Regions from separate parts of the Homo sapiens genome. Here regions 1 and 3 are each linked to region 2. Evidence: chromatin loops called from intact Hi-C (ENCODE). Cell type or tissue: endothelial cell of umbilical vein. All regions are shown on one strand. Links, peaks and the distances in the headings refer to the core of each region. The heading gives the core; the rest is flanking DNA. Region 1 overlaps IPPK (inositol-pentakisphosphate 2-kinase). Region 2 overlaps BICD2 (BICD cargo adaptor 2). Region 3 overlaps CENPP (centromere protein P).

What was found. A loop is a pair of places that touch in the nucleus more often than their neighbours do. Peaks named below come from ENCODE experiments on the same cell type or tissue, not always from the same donor. Only the 100,000 strongest peaks of a DNase experiment are listed, where the experiment ranks them.
Region 1: it touches region 2 in a loop (2.4-fold over the local background); 4 of 110 quality-filtered maps call a loop at or near these places.
Region 3: it touches region 2 in a loop (21-fold over the local background); 2 of 110 quality-filtered maps call a loop at or near these places.

What each region holds. Positions count from the first base shown.
Region 1 is chr9:92,643,389-92,653,832 of GRCh38, forward strand. IPPK (inositol-pentakisphosphate 2-kinase) reads right to left here. Exons shown (of 13, transcript NM_022755.6): 4 at 9,185-9,251; 5 at 6,065-6,186; 6 at 4,671-4,760. Among named protein-coding and RNA genes, the nearest start is that of IPPK, 22 kb to the right of the region's middle. In endothelial cell of umbilical vein, for the core only: no CTCF peak of the experiment used is centred there; no DNase peak of the experiment used is centred there.
Region 2 is chr9:92,701,590-92,712,033 of GRCh38, forward strand. It overlaps BICD2 (BICD cargo adaptor 2), which reads right to left. Exons shown (of 7, transcript NM_001003800.2): 7 at 9,774-10,444. Among named protein-coding and RNA genes, the nearest start is that of IPPK, 37 kb to the left of the region's middle. In endothelial cell of umbilical vein, for the core only: a CTCF peak has its summit at 5,093 (motif pointing left); no DNase peak of the experiment used is centred there; H3K27ac peaks cover 1,017 bases.
Region 3 is chr9:92,499,106-92,504,105 of GRCh38, forward strand. All of the region lies in intron 5 of CENPP (centromere protein P), which reads left to right. It overlaps ECM2 (extracellular matrix protein 2), which reads right to left. Exons shown (of 10, transcript NM_001393.4): 8 at 3,408-3,547; 9 at 1,622-1,948. Among named protein-coding and RNA genes, the nearest start is that of ASPN, 19 kb to the left of the region's middle. In endothelial cell of umbilical vein, for the core only: a CTCF peak has its summit at 3,063 (motif pointing right); a DNase peak (open chromatin) is centred at 3,086.

The DNA.
Region 1 (10,444 bases), core at 2,225-7,224, 58 kb before region 2:
CTCATCAGTAGGGAAATGACTAAATAAATCACAGCCCATCCACTAGTGGGACCAGCACATAGCAAACAATTTATTGAATGAAGAAATGCATAAATGATATGCAGCCACTACCAGAAAGAGGTAGAGTTAAAAGTCACCAAAATTTATTCAAGGAAAAAAGCAACTGGCAGAACAATGGATACAGTGTAATGTCAATTTTGCTTAAAAAAAAAAAAAAGCTTATGTGCAAATATCCATGCATATATCCAAATATGCACTGAAAAAGCCCTAAAGAATATATCACAAACAATCCTCAAGGATTAAGTGAAAAAAGCAATTAGACAAAGTACATATGGCATGATCCCATTTTTGCTTTGCAAGGGTGTGTGTATGCACGTACAGGCATGTAAACATTAGAACATGTGGACAGAGATCACTTCATTTCCACCTGAATTACATGCATATTTTTGTGGGCACAGGAAGAAGTCTGGAAAGATATGCAAATATATCTGACAATATGAGTTACCTGGGAAGGCAGGTAATCCAATTCATGCCATGTCATATGTTACCAGTTATATGAGCAGGTAGTGCTTTATAGTAAAATGTATTTCTTAAACATCTGTCACATATGTTGAAAGTGAATGGTGACCATGAAAATTGCATCCCAAGGGGCATGGCTCACATAACCGTCTTTCCCCTAAGAGCTTAGATAGTAATCACACCACAAAGAAAAGAAGGGGTGATGTTGGTGAAATAGTGGAGCAATGACCTCCAGAAATTCTCTCCTCTGTAAAGGCAATCAGAAAACTGGTTAAAAAAAAATGTCAGAATCAAAAAGTTTTGAACTCTGGAAATTGACCATAGACTTGCAACAATCCAGGAAGCATTTATTCAAGAAAAACAGCTAAATCTAAGCAAGATCAGTGAGCTTGTTGGCACTTTAAATGCCCTATTCCCATCCCTGTATCTCTAGCTCCAAGGTTCAGAACCTTGAAAATGAACAGCCGCAATCACAGTGAAAACCAGCTGCCCAGCAGCCACAGAGGACGCAGATGAGGGCAGGACATCTCCAAAGCCTCGTTCTCAGACAATCACTTATTTGACCTGTCTCTGGGTTCCCGGAAAGATCACACTTGCAAGCGTTCCCGGAAAGATCACACTTGCAAGGCTGTCTTCACTGACCTGGCTCAGAACTCACCCGTGCAGGAGGCCTTTTCCCCATGGGCATTTGTCAAAAACATTTAGAGGCAATTGTTTAACTTCATGGTTTCCTTGGAAGGAAACCCACTAGCTGCCCACTAAGCTAACTGAGCAGACTTTATTGGCCACATATGACAAAGAATACAGACTTCACAAAATTAGCGCAGAAAAGTCCCTAAACAAACAGTAACAACTACAAGAAGCAGCAATAAAAAATCCTGGAGAGGGAGTAGAATCTAATTCCAGAGGGGCCACATTATATTATTTCAAATGCCCACTTTCAACCTATCATCACAAAACACGCAAAGAAACAAGAAAGTATTGCCCATATACAACAAAAAAAGCAATCACTAGACTGCCCTGAGGAAGCCCAGACACTGGACTTACCAGACAAAGACTTCAATCAACTATTTTAAATATGCTTAGAGCTAAAGGAAACTAGGGACAAAGAACTAAAAAGAACAAGGAGAATAATGTCTCAACAAATAGAGAATATCAATAGAGAGGTAGAAATTATAAAAAGGAACCAAAAAGAAATTCTGGCTGGGCATGGTGGCTCACACCTATAATCCCAGCATTTTGGGAGGCTGAGGTAGGCAGAGTGCCTGAGCTGAGGCGTTCGAGACCAGCCTGGGCAACATGGTAAAACCCTGTCCTACAAAAAATTCAAAAACTAGCTGGGCATGGTGGGGTGCGCCTGTAGTCCCAGCTACTTGGTGGGGGCTGAAGCAGGAAGATGGCTTGAGTTCAGGGAGTCAAGGCTGCAGTGAGTCATGTTCACGCCACTGCAGTCCACTCTGGGTGACAGAGCAAGACCCTGTCTAAAAAGAAAAAAAAAGAAAGAAAGAAATTCTTTAGTTGAAAAGTACAGTAACTAAAATGAAAAAGTAACTAGAGGGGCTCAAGAACAGGCTTGAGTAGGCAGAAGAGAAAATGATTGAATTTTAGGATAAAGACCAAGAGATCTACACCTAGACACACCATAATCAAACTGTCACAGGACAAAGCCCAAGAGAGAATCTTAAAAAGCAAAAAGAGAGAAGTGGCTCATCCCATACAAAGCACCTTCCCTAAGATTAACAGCTGATTCCTCCATGGTTTCATTAGAAACCATGGAGGCCAGGAGGAGGCAGGATCATGACATATCCTCAGTGCTAAAAGAAAGATTGCCATCCAAGAATTCTATATCTACCAAGACTATCCTTTGAAAATGAAGGAGAAATTAAGACATTGCCAAATAAACCATAACTAAAAGAATTCATTGCTAGAAAACCTACCCTACAAGAATTACTAAAGGGAGTCCTTTTGGCTGAAATAAAGGATACTAGATAGTAACTCAAATCCACAGGAAGAAATAAAGAGTATCAGTAAAGGTAACTACATAGGCAAATATAAAAGAAGGTATAAACACATTTTGTAATTCTTGTTCCTCTATATAATTTAAGAGACAACTGCATAAGGTAATAATTACAAATCTGTATCACCCAGAACATCATGTAGAAACATCTAATTTGTATCCCAATAACAGCACAAAGGTTGGGGGAGGGAGCAAAGCTTTAGAGGAGCAAAACTTTGTCTATGATTGAAATGGAGTTGGTATTAACCTGAACTAGACTGTTCAGGTTATTATCTTAAATTAACACTCAGAGCAACGAGGCAGAAAGTCAACAAGAATGAAGGCTTGAACAACACTATGAACCAACTAGACCGAACACATCTATAGAAAATCCACCCAGCAACAGCAGGTTACACATTCTGCCCAAGCAAACATGGAACAGTCTTGAGGAAGAACCTTATGTTAAACCACAAAACAAGTCTCAATACATTTTAAGAGTGAAATCATGCAAACAATGTTCTCCAAATACAGTGGAATGAAACTAGAAATCAGTAACAAAAGAAAATTTGACTCACAAATGTGTAAAAAGTAAACACTCCTAATTATCAGTTCGTCAAAGAAGAAAGCAAAAGAGAAATCAGAGAATGAATTAAGATAAAATGAAAACACAACATACCAAAATGTATGGGATGAAGAGAAAGCAGTTACTTAAAGATTTATTAGAAGAATGATCTTAAATGAATAACCTAACTTTCTACAATAAAAAGCTAGAGGCCGGGCACGGTGGCTCACACCTGTAATCCCAGCACTTTGGGAGGCCGAGGCAGGTGGATCACGAGGTCAGGAGATTGAAACCATCCTGACTAACATGGTGAAACCCCGTCTCTACTAAAAATACAAAAAATTAGCCAGGCATGATGGCGGGCGCCTATAGTCCCAGCTACTCACTGCACTCCAGCCTGGGTGCAGAACGAGACTCCGTCTCAAAAAAAATAAAAAAATAAAATTAGAAAAAGAATAACACACTAAGCCCAATCCAAGCACAGGGAAGGAAACAGTAAAGATTAAAGTGAAGACAAATGAAATAGAAAATGGGGGAGAGGGGAGCAGAAAACTGAATAAAACCAAAAGTTGTTTCTTTGAAAGATCAACAAATATGACACAATCCTGTGGCTAGACCAAGGAAAAAGAGACAGAAACCAAATTACTAAAGTCAGATATGAAAGAAGGGGACACTACTACTGACCTGTATGCCATCACATTAGATGAAAATGGACAAATTCCTAGTAACACACAACTACCAAAAAAACCCACTCAGGAAATAAGAGAATCTCAACAGATTGGTAACAAGAGACTGAATCAGTAATCAAAAATCTTCTAACAAAGAAAATCCCAGGACCAAATGCCTTCACTAGTGAATTCTACCAAACATTTCAAGAAGAATCAATACCAATACTGAAACTCCTTCAAAAAACTGGAGAGTGAAAAGAAAATAATTCCTAACTCATTCCATGAAGCCAGTTATTACACTAGTACCAAAGCCAGACACCACTAGAAAACTACACACCAACATCCCTTATGATTCAAAAACCCTCAACAAAAAACTAGCAAACTGAATTCAGCAGCATATAAAAGTATTATACACCATGAGCAACTGGGATTTATCCCAGAAATGCAAGGTTGGTCCAACATGCGAAAATCATGTAATATACCATATTCATAGAAAGAGGAAGACACCTTGCTTTGAAGTGATAAAAATGTCAGCAACTAGATAGAAGTGGTGATTGTACAACCTTGTGAAGAGACTAAAACTGAATTATATATTTAAAAGAGTGAATCTGGTGAACACGGGCCGGGCGCAGTGGCTCACACCAGCACTTTGGGAGGCCAAGGCAGGTGGACTGCATGAGTCCAGGAGGTGGAGGCTGCAGTGAGTATGATTGCATCACTGCACTCCAGCCTGACAGGGTGACAGAGACCCTGTCTCTAAATTTAAAAAATAAAAAAGTTGAACATGAATCACTTTGTGAAATAAAATGTCAACTAAAAATATCCATATTTTCTTTTACTCTTCTGAAAACTGTGTGTGTCCATGCCTCAGCCCAGATCCCCAGCGTGCAGCTAGAGTAGCCCACAGCTGGGCATTGGCTCTCACCTTGAGGTGCTGGTGCATGCAGTATCGACAGACCTTATGCTTCATCTCATGCGTGACATCACTCGAGAAAGGAATAAACCCACATTTTGGCTGTAAAATAAACAAATAAGGAGGAAAAATATTTAGGAAGAAATCACATACCTCTAAATAGACATATCACTGACTACAAGATAATGAGTGCAGCAAGATAATTAGGCATAAATGGCCCCAGAAGCTGTTTTCATTTGCACCTCCCAGCGGGAACAACACTTCCTGCATCAGATCACACAAACATCTCCGCTAGAGGACCCACGGCCGGAACTCTCACTGGGGAGGGTCAGTGGTGCCTCTGCACTAGCTCAACACAAGCACAACACACAATAGCTTCATGCTTTCATTCAAGAATGTGACTGCAAGCCTCTAGTAGTAGAGATGGACCCAGGACTCCCAGCTCCAAGAATCGGAACCATTGTTCCCACTGACACTAGCACATGGCCCGACAGAGGCCCATCTGATAGTTGCTAGGCTCCCAGAAGGTCAAGGAAGCCCCAGTGCCCTCTAAAAGCTGCAGCCTCTGAGCATACACCACACGCAGGCCTGTGCTGAGCCTCGGGCACTGGAGATGGTGGCTGGGGAAGCAGAACATCCACCCACAAGTGAGGAGGATCAGGAGGCATGAGCTCAGGCCAGGAGTGTGACCCAGAAATTGCTGCCTTAGAGTTGGAGGAGGGGAACAAAGGCCAGGGCATGTGAGGCAGCTTCCTGAGGGACCCTGACAGCCACCCCCGACATGGGAAGCAGAGAGCTGAAGCAAGGGGGGCCCTGGCCCATCCAGCCCCCACTGCCTGGCACCAGAGAAATTCAGGACTCCTGGCCATGACACACCAGTGCCTCTGAGGGTCACACTGGCCTTTGTGCCTCCAGGAAAATTCGTCCTGAGCAGGACAAAGAGAGCTCCCCAGTCTACAGGGCAACCTGCAGATGGGGCTCCTGCAGCACAGCAAACAGCAGCCAAGCACCAAGCAGGCATGGCCAGCAGGGAGGGGCACAGAGGAAGAACCCAGAGGACCCTGGCAAGCTGTGCCCTCTGAGGAAAACGGGTCAGGGGGACCCAACGCGCTTCCCTCTGGTGACCCTCAACCAGGGCTTGTTTTAGCCCAGGCATGCAGGGTGGGTGGGGTCTTCTATCATGAGCTACCAGGAATGAGCCTAAACCTGGGATCTGGGAGCCATGGCAGGAACCAGAACGCAGGTGGGGGCTGTGGAAGGACAGAAACAAGTGGAGTTTCCAGGAGCCAAGGGTGCCTACCACTCACTTCAGTGGGAACTGGAACCCAAGGCACGTGACTCTTGGACTTACTACCCAAGACTGACCTTTCCCCTTTACCCACACCATCTGCCCCTCGACAGGTCACCTTAATCTCTACACACAGAATCGGCCGGTGCTCTGCAAAGCGGTAGGTTTGGAGTCTGGTTAAATTAGGAAGGCACATAGCGTAACCACTGAGAGTATCCAGGTCCTTGTCACAGCGAGACTCTGGAAAACAGAGCAAGGGTCACACAGAGCAAGGTCAGTGAGAGAGATGAGATGATCCCTGCCCAAAACAGGCCCCGCCTTGTCCCTGGTTCCAGGGGGCATCTCTGTACCTGATGAAAACCTCATGTCTCCCTGGGGATTGTGGGACACACACAGTAACAACGTGGTTTAGGCCAGGTGAGGTGGCTCACACCTGTTATCCCAGCACTTTGGGAGGCCAAGGCAGGTGGATCATGAGGTCAGGAGTTCGAGACTAGCCTGGCCAACATAGTGAAACCCCGTCTCTACTAAAAATACAAAAATTAGCCAGGCATGGTGGCACGTGCCTACAGTCCCAGCTACTCGGGAGGCTGAAGCAGGAGAATTGCTTGAACCCTAGAGACGGAGGTTGTGGTGAGCCGAGATCGTGCTACTGCACTCCAGCCTGGGCAACAGAGCAAGACTCTGTCTCAAAAAAAAAAAAAAAAAGGCGGGCACGGTGGCTCACACCTGTAATCCCAGCACTTTGGGAGGCCTAAGTGGGCAGATCATGAGGTCAAGAGATCAAGACCATCTTGGCCAACATGGTGAAACCCCATCTCTACTAAAAATACAAAAAATTAGCTGGGCGTGGTGGCATGCACCTGTAATCCCAGCTACTCGGGAGGCGTAGGCAGGAGAATTGCTTGAACCAGAGAGGCAGAGGAGGTTGCAGTGAGCCCAGATTGTGCGCCACTGCACTACCGCCTGGCGAAGGAGCAAGACTCCATCTCAAAAAAAAAAACAAAAACAAAAACAAAAAATAACTTGGTTTATGTAGGGGGTAGCTTCACGCCTTATGGTATCGGCTCAAACTCTGGAGAGGCTGGAGACTGCAGTCAGCCACACCGATGGTCAGCCATGTCGATGTGCCTGAGCCCCAGTGAAAACTCTGGACAACAATGCCTGGTGAGCTTCCTGGTGGGCACACTCCATATGGGAGAGTGAATACTGCCCACACCACCCCTGAGGAGAGGACCCAGAAGCTCATGCCAGGTCTCTCCTGGACCCCACCCCTGCACCTCTCCCCTTGGCTGGTCCCATCTTTATCCTTTTCCTGCAATAAAACATAACCATAAGTAAAACAGTGAGTTATGTTGGTCCTTCTAGCGTATTATCAATCCTGAGGGTGGTCTTGGGGATGGTCCCCTAATTCCACAACACCCTTAGCCCAGGAACTTGAAGAGGAGGGGGCTGCAGGCTCTACCTTCTCTCACATCTAGGCCCTTCCCAGTCCCCAGTGCACCAATATTTCCCCAGCACCAGATCTGCTGGAACCCGTGGTGTGGACAGAACCAAACAAGCCTGGGCTCCAGGCACCCCAGGGACAGGCTTTCCTCCTTTAACATAATGAGCCTTACTCCAAGTCTGGTTTTTATCACTGTGGTGTGATAAACCTCCCACGGTTGTTATGAAATGGCAGGCTGAGCAGCAGAGCAGTTGCAGACAGCACCCTGGAGCCGGGCTCAGACTGCATTCACCGAGAGGAAGAACTGGAGCCTAGCCACTGTCCTGTGGCGTTCCCGCCTCCCCAGCCTTTCCTGCAGTGTGAAGCCCATTCCTCCCTGCCCCAGCCAGAGACTGCAGACCCAGAGAATGGTTTGCTTTCATTTTCCAAATCAAATCAGGAAAAAATTTTATACTGGCTAATTCCACACCCTCATTGCCTGGCTGTGCTCCGGGCAGAGGCATTTCCACCCTCAACTCACGAAATTTATCTCTTTGATCACTGACTGAAAAAAAAGGTTTGACCTGATTCCTGTCATAAGGCCACCAGCAAGTGCAGAAAAGGGAGTGGGTGGGGATGGAGGAGAAAGGGAGAGGCGAAGGGATGGGAGGGGATTGGGGAAGGACAACATGAGGATGGGGAAGGTGATGCCACAGAAGGCCCTTGGATTCCCTGTTCCTCAGAAGGACACAGACCTAGCCTAGACTCCGGTTGGGGACAGCTCCCTGGGCTGCAGACCCTCCTGGGCCAGGCCCTCCCTCCTGAAGCTCAGGTCACCTCAGTTTCCTTTTGCCTCTCCCAGGCCTCTGGGAACCCTTCCCGTTCCTAAGTCTGCCCCAGACCCTCCACCTCCAGCTCCTCCCTCATGTTGTTTTCTGTGGTATTAATTTGTTCTTTTTTGTTCGTTTGTTTGAGACGGAGTCTCACTCTGTCACCTGGGGTTGGAGTACAGTGGCGTGATCTCAGCTAACTGAAATCTCTGCCTCCCGGGTTCCAGCGATTCTCCTGCCTCAACTTCCCAAGTAGCTGGGATTACAGGTGCCCGCCACTACGCCCAGCTAATTTTTGTACATATATATATTTTGTTTGTTTGTTTGTTTTAGTAGAGAAGGTGTTTCACCATGTTGGTCACGCTGGTCTCGAACTCCTGACCTCAGGTGACCTGCCTGCCTCAGCTTCCCAAAGTGCTGGGATTACAGGCGAGAGCCACCGCACCTGCCTTTACTGGTTCTTCATCACATATTCTGTGCAGTGCTGTGGTTTTCTGATACAGAGAATTGTATCCATGAGCTCCCAGGATTTCTATCCCTGATAATGAAGTTTCTGGCAAAAGAATTACTGAAAACTGGCTGGGCACGGTGGCTCACGCCTATAATCCCAGCACTTTGGGAGGCCGAGGTGGGTGGATCACGAGGTCAGGAGATCAAGACCATCCTGGCTAACACGGTGAAACCCCATCTCTATTAAAAATACAAAAAAGTAGCCGAGCATGGTGGTAGGCGCCTGTAGTCCCAGCTACTCGGGAGGCTGAGGCAGAAGAATGGTGTGAACCCGGGAGGTGGAGCTTGCAGTGAGCCGAGATCGCACCACTGCACTCCTGCCTGGGCGACAGAGTGAGACTCCGTCTCAAAAAAAAAAAAAAAAAAAGGATTACTGAAAAATGCATATACCTAACATGGGTAATCATTTCAAACACTTTTCAAATGGAATATTTTAAATTACAAACAATATCTGTAAGTTAAACACCCTTACCTGGTCTTTCAGATTGTATCTTTAAACAAAGCTGTTTCACAAACTCTAAAGGTAGCTGAACGACCTCCTGTAAGAAAATACATGAAATTCTCAGTGTGAATTGCACAATGACATGAACACAATGCCACAGAACTGCATGCCTAAAAACAGTTGAGCTGTTGGTTTTTATGTTATGTGTAATTTATAATATTTTTTAAAGTTTATTGCTTAAAAAAAAATCAGTGTGTGGATTTTGGGAATAAAAGCTGCTCTATTATTTTCAGGACATGTCCAGGTTAAATAGAGACACCAACATTTCACTGCAATCAGGGTGGCCAGCTCTCAGAATGGCTGGGCCCACGGTGGTGACCAGCCTCAAAGCCAGCTTCTCTCGCCACAAAGCACCCCTTCCGAGCCCCCTTCTGGTCTCTACAGCATTTATGGACCCAGAGCAGTTCTTAGACCACATGGAAGACCCTTACTGACCACTCAGACAACCTGAGAACCTCACGCTTCCACCTGAGGAGCAGGTCAGCATCTGAAGAATCACTTGTCTCAGGAAGATGGCCTGTGCCTCCTCAGCCCTGAAGGACGTGGTATAACCAATGCCCAGCACTGCCCTCCACATGGCTCTTCTGTGCAGTTTCCCAAATGAAAGGTTTTTATTTAAGCCACATTGCTTACCATCTTCCCTGTCCTCTCGTGTTTCTAGGGTGGCAGAATTGTGACTTCTGAAAAAGTCCCAAACGGACACAGGAGATCTGCTAGGCTAAGAATGCTGGGATCCTGCCCACAGAGATCATGCCTTCCCCACCCTGCGCCGTCACATCCATGCCCCTCCACCACCACCCCTGTCCATTCCCAGTCGGCTGTGCCAGTTTCACTTCTGATTTGTCATTTACCTAAACATGCTATAAATTAACAAAATATGACTTACTATAAACTTAGTACAGAATTAGGTAAGGTGACACAATGGACAAGAGTGGGGAATGTAAACATTCGAAAATTTGTAAATTGAAGCCAAGAGCGTTGGCTCATGCCTGTAATTCCAGCACTTTGGGAGGCCGAGGCTGGTGGATCACAAGGTCAGGATTTCAAGACCAGCCTGACCAACATGGTGAAACCCCGTCTCTACTAAAAATACAAAATTAGCCGGGTGTGGTGGCGCACGCCTGTAGTCCCAGCTACTCAGGAAGCTGAGGCAGGAGAATTGCTTGAACCTGGGAGGCAGAGGTTGCAGTGAGCTGAGATCACGCCACTCCAGCCTGGGCGACAGAGCGA
Region 2 (10,444 bases), core at 2,453-7,452:
GTGCAATGGTGGGACTACAGGTGCGTGCCACCATGCCCAGATAATTTTTGTATCTTTTGTAGAGACAGGGTTTCACTATGCTGCCCAGGCTGGTCTCGAATTCCTGGGTTGAAGCAATCTGCCCAAACTACTGTGATTACAGGCATGAGCCAGTGTCCCCAGCCCCTCTCCCCCTTTTTTGGGTCTTACCACATTAGCTAGGATTTCCAGTAGAATACTGAAAAGAACTGGTGACAGGGGACATCCTTGCCTTTGTTCCTCATCTTAATGGGAAAACTTGAGGTCTCTCACCATTAATTATGATGTTAGTTGTATTTTGCTGATGTTCTTTTTATGAAATTGAAGAAGTTCCCCTCTATTCCTAGTTTGCTGAGAGTTTTTCTTTTTAATCATAAATGGGGTTGGATTTTGTCAAATGCCTTTTCTGCATTTATTGATAGGATAGGGTGATTTTTCTTCTTTACCCTGTTTATGTGATGGATTACATGAATTGATTTTCCAATTTTGATACAGCTTTGCATACCTGGGATAAATTCCCCTTGGTCATAGAGCATAATTCTTTTTACACATTTTTGGATTTGATTTGCTAATATTTTGTTGAGGACTTTTGCATCTTTGTTCATTAGAAATACTGGTTTGTCCTTTTCTTTTCTGTTAATGTCTTTGTCTGGTTTTGGTAATAGGACAATGCTGGCTTCATAGAAAGTGTTAGGAAGTTTCCCCTCTGTTTCTATCTTCTGGAACAGACTGTAGAGGATTGGTATAATTTTTTCCTTAAATGTGTGGTAGATGCCAGGCGTGGTGGCTCACGCCTGTAATCCCAACACTTTGAGAGGCCAAGACGGGCAGATCAGTTGAGGTCAGGAGTTTGAGACCAGCCTGGCCCAACATGGTGAAACGCTGTCTCTACTAAAAATACAAAAATTAGCCGGGCGTGGTGGTGTGTGCCTATAATCCCAGCTACTCAGGAAGCTGAGGCAGGAGAATTACTTGAACCCAGGAGGTGGAGGTTCTAGTGAGCCGAGATCGCGCCACTGCACTCCAGCCTGGGCATAAAGAGCGAAACTCCGTCTCAAAAAAAAAAAAAGTGTGGTAGAATTCACTGGTAAACCCATGTGGGCCTTGCACTTATGTTCTGAAAGTTATTGATTACTGATTTAATTTTTTTAATAGATATAGGCCCATTATCTATTTCTTCTTGTGTTCTGGCAGATTCAGTCTTTCAAAAAATGGGTCTATTTCATGTAGGTTATTGAATTTGTGGGCACAGACTTGTTCATAGTATTCCTTTATTATTCTTTTGATGTCCATGTGATCTGCAGGGATGTCCCCTTGTTCATTTCTGACATTTGTAGTTTGTCTTTTTTCTCAATTAGCTTGAATAGAAGTTTTCCATTTAAAAAAAATTTTTACCAGCCAGGTGCGGTGGCTCACGCCGGTAACCCCAGCACTCTGGGAGGCTGAGGCGGGCGGATCACAAGGTCAGGAGATCGAGACCATCCTGGCTGACACGGTGAAACCCCATCTTTACTAAAAAAAAAAAAAAAAAAAAAAAAAAAAAAATTAGCCAGGCATAGTGGCGGGCGCCTTTAGTCCCAGCTACTGGGTAGGCTGAGGCAGGAAAATGGCATGAACCCAGGAGGCGGAGCTTGCAGTGAGTCGAGATCATGCGACTGCACTCCAGCCTGGTTGACAGAACGAGACTCTCAAAAAAAAAAAATCTTTTCAAAGAGCTAACTTTGGGTCTCATTGATTTTTTTTTCCTGTTTCCAATTTCATTGATTTCTGCTCTACTTTTTCTTTTCTTCTGCTTACCATAGATCTAAAATTGTTCTTTTCCTACCTTCCTAAAGTAGGTGTGTATTCATTTTACATCTTTTTTCTTTTCTTTTCTTTTCTTTTTGTTTTTTTTGAGATGGAGTCTCGCTCTGTCACCCAGGCTGGAGTGCAGTGGCGCAATCTCGGCTCACTGCAAGCTCCAACTCCCAGGTTCACACCATTCTCCTGCCTCAGCCTCCCGAGTAGCTGGGACTACAGGCGCCCACCACCACGCCCGGCTAATTTTTTTGCATTTTTAGTAGAGACGGGGTTTCACCGTGTTAGCCAGGATGGTCTCGATCTCCTGACCTCGTGATCCGCCCGCCTGAGCCTCCCAAAGTGCTGGGATTACAGGCGTGAGCCACTGCGCCCGGCCATCTTTTTTCTTTTCTAATATGTGCAACCCAATAGAATACATTTCCCTCAATGCACTGCTTTAGCCGTATTCTAAACTTTTAAGTTGTACTTTCATCTTCATTTAGTTCAAAGTATTTTAAAATTTATCTTGAGATTTCTTCTGTGATTATGTACTATTCAGATTTATGTTGTTTCACCTCCAAGTATTGGGGGACTTTCCAGCTATCTTTCTGTTGATTTCTAGTTTAATTCTTCTGTGATTCTGGGAGCAGACATTTCATGATTTCTTTCCTTTTCAATTTATGAAGGTGTGTCTTATGGCCCAGATATGGTATATCTTAGTGAATGTCCCACGTGAGCTTGACAAGAAAGTGTATTCAGCTTCTATTGGATCAAGCCGTCTAAGTCAATTATATCAAGTTGATTGATGGTGTTGAGCTCAACGATGTCCTTACTGATTTTTTTTGCTTACCGGATCTGTTCATTTCTGATAGAGCAGTGCTGAAGATTCCACCTATAACAGTTAATTTGTCTGTTTTTCCTTGCAGTTCTAAGAGTTTTTACCTTATGTATTTTGGCACTGTACAGTTAGGTGCGTCCACATAAAGGACTGTTGCCTACTTGAGGAACTGATCCTGTTCTCATTATGTAATGCCCCTCTTTATTGCTGATAACTTTCCTTGCTCTAAGTCTGCTCTAAAATAATATAGCTACTCCCAGTTTCTTTGATTAGCATTAGTATGGTATACCTTTCCCCATCCCTTAACTTTTAATTGATACCTATCTTTATATTTAAAGTAGGTTTCTTGTAGACAACTGCTGTGGTTTGAATGTGGTCTGTTCCTGCCAAAACTCGTGTTGAAATTTGATCCTCAACGTGACACTGTTGGGATGTGGGGACTAGTGGGAGGTAGGTATTTGGGTCATAGGAGTAGACCCATCATAAACAGATTAATGCCCTTCTCTGGGGGTGTGTTCTTGCTTGGGTGGGAATAGATTAGTTTCCTTGAGAGTGGGTTGCTGAAATCTGGCTTCCTTAGTTTCTCTCTCTTGCTTCTCCTCTTAATGTGTAATCCCTTTGTACATGCCAACTCTCTGCCATGAGTTGAAGCAGCCTAAGGCCCCCAACAGATGTGGCTGCCCAATCTTGAACCTTCCAGCCATCAGAATTGTGGGCCAAATACCTGAATACCAGAATACTGAGGCCCAGCCTCAGGCATTCATTGTTATAACAACACAAAATGGACTGAGATAACAACATATAGTCTTGCTTTTTCATCCACTTTGAAATTTTTTTTTTTTTTTTGAGATGGAGACTCACTCTGTTGCCCAGGCTGGAGTGCAGTGGTGCAATCTCAGCTCACTGCAACCTCCACCTCCCAGGTTCAAGTGATTCTCTTGCCTCACCCTCCTGAGTAGCTGGGATTACAGGCACGCACCACCACACCCAGCTGATTTTTGTATTTTTAATAGAGACGGGTTTCACCATATTGCCAGGCTGGTCATGAACTCCTGACTTCAAGTGATCCACTCACCTTGGCCTCCCAAAGTGCTGGGATTATAGGTGTGAGCCACCGTGCCCGGCCAACAATCTTTTTATTATCCTTTTTCTTTCTGTAAGGTCATTATTAATGACCCCACTCTCATTCTTGATTTTAGCATTTACACCATTGATGTTTAAAGTGATAACTGATAAGGCTGGATTAATTTCTACCATTTGTTACTGTCTTCTATTGTTGTCCTTATTCTTTGTTTCTACTTTTATTTTCCACCTTTTCTTTTTTGCTTTTTGTGGTTTTAATTGGGCATTTCATAAGTGTCTTAGTCCATTAGAGCATAAAAACAAAATAGACTGGCTTAGAAACATCAGAAGTTTATTTCTTTCTTTGTTTTTTTTTTGAGATGGAGTCTCGCTCTGTTGCCCAGGCTGGAGTGCAGTGGCGCGATCTCGGCTCACTGCAAGCTCTGCCTCCCGGGTTCACGCCATTCTCCTGTCTCAGCCTCCCCAGTAGCTGGGACTACAGGTGCCCACCACCATGCCCGGCTAATTTTTATATTTTTAGTAGAGACGGGGTTTCACTGTGTTAGCCAGGATGGTCGCGATCTCCTGACCTCGTGATCCGCCCACTTCCGCCTCCCAAAGTGCTGGGATTACAGGCGTGAGCCACTGCACCCGGCCCCGAAGTTTATTTCTAGCATTTCTGGAGGATGGGAAATCCAAAATCAAGGTGCCAGCAGACCTGGCTCACTTCTTGGGGCATAGAAAGTCATCTTTTCACTGTAACTTCAGATGGTGGAAGGGAAGAGCAACCTCTCTAGGTTTTGTTTTGTTTTTGTTGTTGCTGTTGGTTTTAAATAAAGACACTTTTCTCATCACGACAGCTCTGACCTCATGACCTAATCACCACCTAAAGGCTCCACTTTGTAATCCTAGCACTTTTGGGGTTAGAATTTCAACATATGAATTTTGAGGGAACACATTTAGACCCCTAGCATTCCACTCTTGCTCCCCTCAAATTCATGTCTATGTCACAAGCAAAATACATTAATTCCATCCCAATAGCCCCCAAACTCTTAAAACATTCCAGCACCAACTCCAAAATCTCCAGTTCAGAGTTTCATCTAAATCAGATATAGGTGAGACTGAAAGTATGACTCATTCTGAGGTAAACTGCTCTCTAGCAGTGAAACAAACATGTTCTGTGCTTCCAAAATACAATGGTGGGATGGGCATAGGATAGATATTTCCATTTTAAAAGGGAGAAATAGGAAAGAAGAAAACAGTGACTGGTCCCAAGTAAGTCTGAAACCCAACAGAGGAAACAACATGAAATGTTACGGCTTGAGAATAATCATTGGCTCAATGTTCTGCCCTCCAGGCCCACTAAGGTGATAGTGCCACCTTCAGGACACAATGTGGTAGCAGCCCTGCCCCGTGGCTTTGGGTGGCCTTGCCCCTGAGGCAGCCATGTGCTTGTGCCTTGCTCCTGCCTCCACAGTAGCTCTGTGCCTGGGTCATGCATCTGAGGCTCTCCTGGAAACCACCACTGGTGACTCTACTGGTCTGGACTCATGGGCCTAGTGGGGGCCCTCTGTAGTGGCCCTTCCCCAACAGTGATTCTCCGTCTCAGCCCCATGGCTCTCTTGGGGCATCCTTTTAATTCTGGGGGAAGGCAGCCATGCCCCCACATCTTTCTACTCAGGGCCCGTGATGGGATGGGTAGCTGTGATGATCTCAGAAATGCCTTTGGGGTCATTCTTCCATTGCCTTAAAAATTAGGTCCTCGCTTCTGTTTATAGATGGCAGACCAATCTTTCTCTTAACACCTGGCTTTCCCTGAGATGGTCAATCCATACTAATCACCTCATCAAAGAGTTACTTGGCCAGACCCTTTCCTCCTGAACAAGGTTTTTCATTTTTTCCAATATGGATTGGCTGAGTTTTCCAAATTTCTGAGTTCTGCTTCCCTTTTGATCAACAATTCTAAATTATCTTTCTTCTCTCATTTTACTATAAACAATTCAAAGGAACCAGGCTGCCCCTTCAACACTTTGCTCAGAAATAGCTCCAGCTAAAGATCTAAGCTTGCAGTGAGCCAAGATCGTGCCACTGCACTCCAGCCTGGGCGACAGAGCGAGACTCCGTCTAAAAACAAAACAAACAAACAAAAAGACCTAATCACTCACAGGGCTACCTGCCGCAAAACACTAGAACACAAACACAATTCAGCCAATTTCTTTGCTGCTTCATAACAAAGATGGCCTTTCTTACTGCTTCCAGTAATAGGTTCTTCACAGAGTTCTCTGTATCTGTCTTTTCAATTTTTGGTACAGTGATTTGGCCTGTGAGCTCACTTCTCTGATAGATCTTTAAAAAGTTGCTTTTTCTGTTTGTTTAGCTTTTCCCTTGTTAGGATGGAGTAATGAATTCTAAGCACCTTACATACCAGCACAGAAACTGAAATTCCTGTTGGAAGATTTTTGATTACTGAGTCAGTCTTTTGTTATATGCCTATTATTTATTTCCTTTAGAGTCAGTTTTGGGAGTTTGTGTGATTCTAGTGATTTGGCATTTCATCAAGTGTACCTATGTTTTTTAGCATTGTTATATTTTCTCATAATCCTTTTTCTTTCTGTAAGGTCATTATTAATGTCCCCACTCTCATTCCTGATTTAGTAATTTGATCATGTTTTTCTTGAACAGTCTAGATAAAGGTTTGCCATTGGCTGTTTATCTTTTTAAGGAAACAACTTTTGGGTTTGTTGGTTTTCTCTCCTGATTTTCTATTTCATTTATATCCACTCTAATCTTTACTAGTTCCTCCCCTCTGCTTACTTTGGGTTTAGATGATCCGATATTGTTGCTACGTAATTGTTCATTGTATGCTTGTACTCCTTAATACTTCTGTAAAATCAGTAGTAATGTCACAATTTTATTTTTTATTTTAGTAACTTTTTTTCTTGTTCTACCTAAAGGTTTGTCAGTTTTGTTTATCTTTTGCCATTTTCCCCCATCCCTATTTCATTTATCGCTGTTGTAATCTTTACTATTTCCTTCTTGCTGCTTGCTTTGGGCTGTTTCTCTTTTTCTAGTTTTTTAAGGTTGGGAGGTTAGGTTATTTTTCAGATCTCTCTACCTTTTGTATGATATCTTCTTTGACTCCTTGTTTATTAGGAAGTATGTTGTTTTATTTCCACATATTTGTAAATTTCCCAAATCTCCTTGTTATTTCTAACTTTATTCCACTGTCACTGGAGACTATAACTTGTATAATTCCAATCGTCTTACATTTATTGAGACTTGTTTTGTTGCTTAAAACGGGTTCTAGACTGGAGAATGTTACATATGCATTTAATATGTATTCTGTTCGGAGTGTTCTATAGATGTCTATTAGCTCTAACTGTCTTATAGTCCTGTTCAAGTATTGTATTTCTTTTCTGATCTTGTCTTGTTTTTCTAGCCATTATTAAAAGTGGGGTATTGAAACTCCCACCGTTGTTGAACTATTTCTCCCTTTAATTTGGCCAAGTTTTGCTTCACATATTTTGGGGTTCCTGTTTGGTGCATATATGTGTATGGCTGTTGTATCTTCCTGGTGAATTGACTCTTATCATTACATGATGTCCTCCTTTGCCTTGCATAATAATTTCTGCCTTAAAGTCAATTTGGTCCAACATTAGCATAGCCACCACCTGTGCTCTTCTTTGGTTACTGTTGTATGGGGTATCTTTTTCCATCCTTTTACTCTTGTGTCTTTCAATCTAAAATGAGACACCTCTAAACACACAGTTGGATCATGGTGTGCTAAATCAATGCAGTTTTTTGTTAAGAAAATCTATCAAAGCTCCATGTGTCTATTGTATGCTTCCACTTACAAGTACAGAAATAGGCAAAAGTGGCCTGCATTGACAGAGTCAGGGAGTTAGCCCTGGGAGGAGCGGGTGCAGAAAACATCAGGACTTCTGGGGGATATCCTCACTTGCCTTTCCTCTGAGTGCTGGCTACACAGTGTGACAGTATTTAGTTTGCAAAAATCCAGTTGGCCAGTGGACACTTTTATTTGCACTTTAATGTATGTGTGCTAAATTTCACAAAAACTTTGATGAAGCAAACCTGATGTGGCATGTCTGTTCTCCTAGGAGGCTTTGTGGGAAGAAGGCAGCCCAGTGACTCACCAGGACTAGCAGACACCCTATTAATTTGTGCTGATGAAGGATAAATACTCCCCAAAAAGCATACCTGAGGGTAGGGGTGGAGAACTTTGGGGTTACTAGTTACATAGCTGTGTTCACTGTGTGCAAATTTGGCCTGTATACTAGGATGTGCACACTTTCCTGGATGCAAATTACACTCTGTTAATAAGTTGGCTTAAAATTATATTCCCCAAAGGACAAAGACCTAGATACATGGCCTTGTGTCCAAAGCACTGGTGATGATGATGACAGTAAGAACCATATTAGCACCAATCATCAATTGAGTACCTGCTGCATGCTGGTACCAAGGGCTTGATGAAGCTTCACAACCACCTATACAAGAGGCACTATTTTGTCCCCACCTAACAGATAGGGAAGTTGAGGCTCAGAGAGCTAAGGCAGCCAGCTACCAAACGGTGGTGATTCAATCATCAGTCCGGCTCTCAAGTCCATGCTGTTGTTTCCAGCTCTAGTAATCTGCCGGGAAGTAGGGGTGAAAACACTGCGGGGAGATGGAAGATGCAGAAGAAATGCAGACCACCCTCTCCCAGAGGGAAGGCTGAGCAGAAGGCCTTTCAGCATGGACTGTCCCCCTCTGCAAGCTCCTGAGACCCCACCCACTCAAGAGGCTGCCGCTCCATCCTTGAAACTGAAGACTGTGTTCAAGGACCCAGAAGATGAGGATGGGGGAGGGCAGACTCAGTGTCTGGATACCTGTGCCAATCAAATACACCACCAGGCAGAAGTGAGCCAGGCCACACTGGGCCATGCACAAGTGTGGGAGTGGAAGGCACAGACACTGTCCCTGTAAAGAAGCCTGCCCCACAGGGCCCTGACGCTTTACACCTCCCTTCTCCTTGAGGTTCTTCTAGATCAGTTCAGGGCTTTCTTTTCAACCTTTTCCAGGAGTTGGACAACTGCCTCTTTTACTCCATCAGAAAGAATGGTTTAAACTGAAAACAAGTCCCAACAGCTGCTACTAAAGCAGAATAGTATCATCAAAGGCTGGAGGTTCTGCAGTGACAGTGAAACTAGGAAAGGTGGTATGGCAGTGAGACTGCAGTCAGATGGAGGGGTCCTGGGGAAGGGGCATGGCAGCAAGACCCTAGCCTGAGACGGCTTTCCAGAGGGAAGCCCTACATGAGTGAAGCCACACAGGCCTGACTGAGGCTGTCGGACTAGGAGGTGGCAGGAGTGTGTCCTGGTATTTACTGTCCCCTTGACTAGACACTGTCCCCTTTTCTCACACCCACAAGCAACCATATGAACGTGCCCACTGTATATTTGTACATATTCCTACAGACAAATGTGATTCCTGGGTTCAGAGAGTGAGAGTTTAGACAGCAAAGGATTCTACATCATCTGAATCCCTGCCTCCTCATCAGGATAGCATAGGCTACTCCTAGTTTTAGTCTATGTATACACAATGTGTTCTTACCAACATGCTGCTGTGGCTTCAAACCTGATGCTGCACTTCAGAAGACCCTTGAGGACAGAGTTATGAGGCGTCAGGGCCCTGGGGGGCAGGCATCTTTCCAGGGGGGGGCATTGTCTGTGCCCTCCACTCCACTCATGTGCGTGGCCCAGTGTGGCCTGGCTCACTTCTGCCTGGTGGTGTATTTGATTGGCACAAGCACCCAGACACCAACTCTACCCTTTCCCTACCCTCATCTTCTGGGTCCTTGAACACATTCTTGTTTCAGGGATGGAGTGACAGCCTCCCCACATATACATGACCCCTCCCCATTCTCCTGAAGGTGGACCCCAGGCTGCTTCCAGTTCCCACTACCAGGGTTACCTGATAGGCTTGTTGCTGTTGTTGTTTGAGGCAGTGGATTTATTGTGCCTTGCTTAAACCACAGTTATCTGGAGCACGGAGTCAGAACAACCACAGAGAACAAACATGTGCTTTGTCTTTTTATTATTCTTTATTGGTCCTACCAATGTGACTCTTTACCCAGGCCCACTGTTCCTATGCGCACTGGCTTTGTAGGCATTCACATCATATGTCTGTGTCCTGAAAATCTCAATTAATTTCTCCTTCCTATTCCTTTTCCATGCTCTGCCTCATTTTCTCAGAAATTGAAGGCATTTGATTATTATTTTTTTGTTTGGGTCTGTGTAAAGGTTCCTTGGCAGGAGAACATGCATATGACTTTAAAATAAAGACCAACATTCTGACACTAAGGTAATGCACAGAAAAAATACAGTACTCAGACATCATTGCAAATAAATACCCCATACAGATGAAGTTATCTCAAATGTAACAATATTTCTTATGAATCAACACTGTAACGGAAGGTAAAAATAGGAGTCCCTACAACTAGGAATAAGAAATGCTTATTCCAGGAAACAGAATTCTTTTATTTTTGTCATTTATATTATTATAATTTTTCCTTTTTTGGAGAAGGAAGGACAGTTTTTCTTCCTCCAAGAGTACCAATTTGACCACTCCCACTAACCTCACTCAGCAAACAAAACAGGATGTAGACCTGGTTTGCTAAGGAGTTTTAATGAGTTCTGTTTCCTGAAATTAACAGTGATTAGTTACACCAAGCAAGAGAAGATATAATGT
Region 3 (5,000 bases), core at 1-5,000, 200 kb before region 2:
CCCAAAAGCAAGTGAGCAGACACAAGAGCCAGTTTGAATGGCGACCATTGTCCAGATGACTGCAATTGATTGAAACATAACTGCTTACATGAAAGCCTAAGTATATATTGATTCACCAGAAAAAGAGAGAACCCTAAAACAAAATAAAGCAAAAACATTCAGGCTCCAACTTCTTACTCCCACTGGTGGTTTAAAGGAAAGAACTGAGCTTTTTTCTTTCCTTTCAAAGTGACAAAGCAGCCCTAGTTGATGAGCAAAAAATTTTTTACAGAGGAATTCCAGCTAATGAGCATGAGAAGCATGGCAAAAATAGAAATTCATCATTTTGTTACCTCTAATGAAATAAGAATTCAAACAACATTCATCTGTGAGTGAAACCATTGGTTCAATGATGGAGGAGTAAATTTGTCTTAGGAGATACCAGGCTGTGACCACTTCAATCCAGTGATCAATTTTAGAATCAAAAAAGGTGGGACAAACATTAGACGCCTTCTGATGCAATGCAGTATGAAGCATATGGCACAACCTGTGAAGTATTTTTGCCAAAAAATTTTGAAACTGAATTTTACAAAGTCTTCCCAAACCCCCATCTCTTCCTCCAGTACCTTTAAAAACACGAACTTTTCTGTGTTTTTGTTTTGTCTTTGTAGGCATTTAGTTTATTTGGACTTTTAGAGAAGGGGAAAGACTAAGAGGCATAATTCTCAGGGACAGAACAACAAGGTTATTGTCTCCCTCACTGCCAATGATAAAGACCTTACTAACAAAATATTCTGGATTAATTCTCAAGACACTCATGCCATCTAGGCAGGAGTGATGATTCAGTATATAAGCTGAACACATGCAGAAAAATGTGTTCCCAAAAGTAGGGAAAGTGAGTCTTAATAAATGTATTCAGAAATCTGACTTCAGAAAAAACTAGATAGAAGCAGTTTTAATTTTAGCATATATTTACGTTTTATGCTTTATAGATTAGTTTTATTTATTTATACATGGAGGTAGGAGTAGTAACATAATCTATTGCTTTGAAGACTCATTTGAACCTCTCTCTAAAGTTCTAAGTGTTATATATAATAATCTGTTAATCTTTTTTTTGAGATGGAGTCTCACTCTGTCACCCAGGCTGGAGTGCAGTGGCACCATCCCGGCTCACTGCAACCTCTGCCTCCCAGGTTCAAACAATTCTCCCACCTCAGCCTCCTGAGTAGCTGGCATTACAGACACGCACCACCACGCCCTGCTAAGTTTTGTATTTTTAGTAGAAACGAGGTTTCACCATGTTGGCCAGGCTGGCCTCAGACTCTTGAACTCAGGTGATCCGCCCGCCTTGGCGTCCCAAAGTGCTGGAATTACAGGCGTGAGCCACTGCACCTGACCAAAAGATGTTTTAACTATGGAAATTTATAAACATGTGCAAAAGTAGGAAAAGCTTATAATGAATCCTCACATACCTGTCATCCACCTTTGGTAATTACTAACATTTGCCAATCTTGTTTAATCCAACCCCTTAGCACCATTTTTTTTTCCCTTAACGTAAATCCCAGAGATCATGTCATGGTTGTTTTATCATATATTTTGCCAACCAAAATTTAAACAGATACTTGAAAAAGCCAAAATTTACCGTATCTTGTTGTTGTTCAGCCTCAGAAAATGTAGTGCTTTCATTTCTTGTATCCCAGGTGGTATAGATTTTAAGTCATTGTGATCCAGAAATAATTCTCTCAGAGAATGATATGCCCCATAGAAGGAGACACGGTCCATGCCATCATCAGCAAGTTTGTTAAATGACAGGTACAAGTATTCCAGGCCTGGTTCCATGTGGCCAAACACATAGCCAGGGATCCGTTCAATCTGGTTCCCAAGGAGTACTAGGTGCAGCAAGGACTTGGGTAGATAGGACGGGACGTGATAGAGCTTGTTGTAGGAGAGATCAATGGATTCTAGATTTCTGCAGCAAAGAAAAAAGTAAACAGGGTAGGGACATCAGGATGGTGATCATCAGCTCTAAATTTTGATAAGGCCAGTCTCGATGCTGGTCCATTTTCCTATAAGCACCCAGTTTGTAGTGATGATTCCAAATAGGAACTTTTCCAGGTATAGCCAGCCCTAGTCTCTTGCACCAAGCTGCATGTCCTTACCAGGGTGCCATACTGCCTCCCAGCTATGTGAGTCCATGCGAGAGGAGCATCAAAGACTAGGAGGGAAAAACTCATATCCCTAGAGGCAATACTGAGGCCCAAAGACTAAAATATCTGTACGGTTGATGCGTTGAATCCAAAATGAAATCCCGTGAATCCCAGCATGCATCTAAATGCCTATCTGTAAAGTTGTCTCTGGTTCCAGCAAGGAAGTTTGGTTTGTTTTGGCTTGTTTTGGTTCCCCTTCCCCTACATTTTCATTCCACATTTGATTTGATGACCTGGCACACCTGGGACTTGAGGCGAGCCTGAGGGAATCTAGAAAATGCTGTTAATCATCTAGAAGATCTGGGGAACGTGGTGAACTCACTGGCTTGTTTCAGGAACCCCACCTGAGTCTCCTAAGGCTTCTGCCCCACGCCCTCTTTTCACCTGATGAAGACTTCTCTGCCTACAGTGGGCTCAGTGCCACATGCTGCTGAGCCCAATTGGCCTCTCCATCCTGCTTCTGAATGACACGTGTCCCAGGCTGTGCTACTTAGGCACATAGTTCCAGGACACGCAATCCCAGATCCCAGTTGTCTGCTGGATTTGCTGCAGGGCTTGCTTCTGACTCCCTCCCCCTTCACTGAAAGCTATAGCCAGAGGCTGCTGATTCTTGTCCAGGAAGACAGAGTCTACTTTTGGCCTGCACTGTTAGGCCAAGCATTCTTCAGTCTATTTTGTAAGAGTTGAGGTGAAGAAATAGTTTGGAGAAAAGAAGGCTGTGTAGTGTAGGAGAACAGGCCTGGGCTCTGGAGCCTGGTGCTTCCACCTAATGATGATGAGGAGAAGGAGTATGGCAGATTTCTTTCTCACTGTGTGCAGGGGAATAATCCTTCATTCAAACCTCCTGACAACCTGTGAGGTAGACAGAGCTAGAGTGGCATTTGACCACTAGTGGGCAGACCTCGAAGTCAGACAGCTGGGGCTCAGTTCTTGCTAGCTCAGCACTTGGCATATGATAGGGTGTCCAGTATGCAGTATGGTGACAACAACAGTAGTTACTGCAATAATCCTAACACCAGTCATGCAGCGCACAGGTTGGAAACTGCATGAAGTAGCCCACTTTGGGGATAGGGTAAGGGTTCACTAAGAAACGATTCTGTCTCCGAGCCCTTCAGTATCGTCACCTCCCTCACTTATCCCATTCCCAGTTTCCATACTCTGTTTAATAATAGCGAGAGGAAGAAATAGTTCAATAAAATTTAAATTGTAGCATGTACTTACTCTTGATTTATCCAGGCTAAAGGAGCAATCCTATTTTCTTCAATTTTGTTATAACGTAGTACAATGACATTGATCTTTCTGGTATGATTGAAACAAATTTCAGTTATTTCTTCAATTTGGTTATTTTCTAGGTATAATTCCTATAATTAAGAGAGAAGACTATTATTTTTCTTTTGTGTTAGTTGATACGTTCAATTTCATGGAGACTAAAATAGTGACATAGACTATTATCATTAGTATTATCTAAAGAGTCTTACTGCTCTTTCAAGTAAGCTCATATTTTTAAGTTGTCTTTTTTTTTTTTTTTTTTTTTGAGACAGGGTCTCACTTTGTTACGCAGGATGGAGTGCAGTGGCACAAACATGGCTCACTGCAGCCTTGACCTCCCAGGCTCAAGTGATCCTACCACCTCAGTCCCACAAGTGACTGAGACTACAGGTATGCGCCATGAAGCCTGGCTAATTTTTGTATTTTTTGTAGAGACAGGGTCTCACCATGTTGCTCAGGCTGGTCTCGAACTCCTAAGCTCAAGTGATCTACCCGCCTCGGCCTCCCAAAGTGCTGGAATTACAGGAAAGTTGTCAAATTTTATAACTAATTAGTAAAATAAAACACACTGCCATGGTTATGGAATCAAATGAATTTTATTTAAAATGTATTAGCTATAATATGTTGCAAGAAATGGCATACCAAAATAATTATACAAGGCTCTCTATTTTATAAAACTTATTCACATAAATTATCTCATTTGGGCTTAAAAACTCTGAAAAGTAGACAGATATTTTAATCTCTACTTACCAGTGGAGTTAAGTTGGGCCTGGAGAGACAGGGAAGCCCACCCGTGGTTACATGACTAATGCTGAGAGGGGCTTGTCCTAGCCGAGCCTCCAGCTCCCAGGCTGCCTGTTTCCTACTATTTCATGTGGTCTATAATATTTTAGGCTCATGTTTTTAGATTTGCTTTTGTTATAATTAATTAAAGTTAATTAACAGCCTTAATTTACAACCAAGGAGAAGTTTTCTAGAACTGTTAATAAGTTTTTAATAGCTAGCTGCCTTCAAGTTAAGTTTAGTTGGCATTAGAGGGAGTTTTTCACTAAAGGATCTGCATTATAAAAATTCTCCTTGTTCTCTTGTTAGAATTCAGAGGTAAAACTGGCATATATCTTTAGTGTCACCTTCTATTCCACCTGTGAGAATTTCCCTCTTTGTTAATTTTGGTATTTGTTAGAAATTAGTAAAACAATTTTCAACTTTTTGCTTTTACCTGCATATGTATTTAGGAGGTGAGCTAGATCAGTAAGAGACTAGTCAAATAAATCCTGGCACACCTGTCCATATGTTGAAAACTCTGCAGCTGTAGGAAAGAATGACATGAGACAGCCTTGAGGCTGCATGGTTAAGTGAGGCAGGTGTACAGCAGTGGCTTTAGAAGGATTTGTAGTATGTGCCACGCATTTGTGCGCTTGTATGCCCAGTGCTTTCCAGACTGGTAGGAGTGGATCCCTCTGGAGAGAGAGAAGTCAGTATGGGAAGCTCAGGCTCACAGTGGGGCAGATTGCTCTTTTGTATTATCCTCATTGTGTATGTATG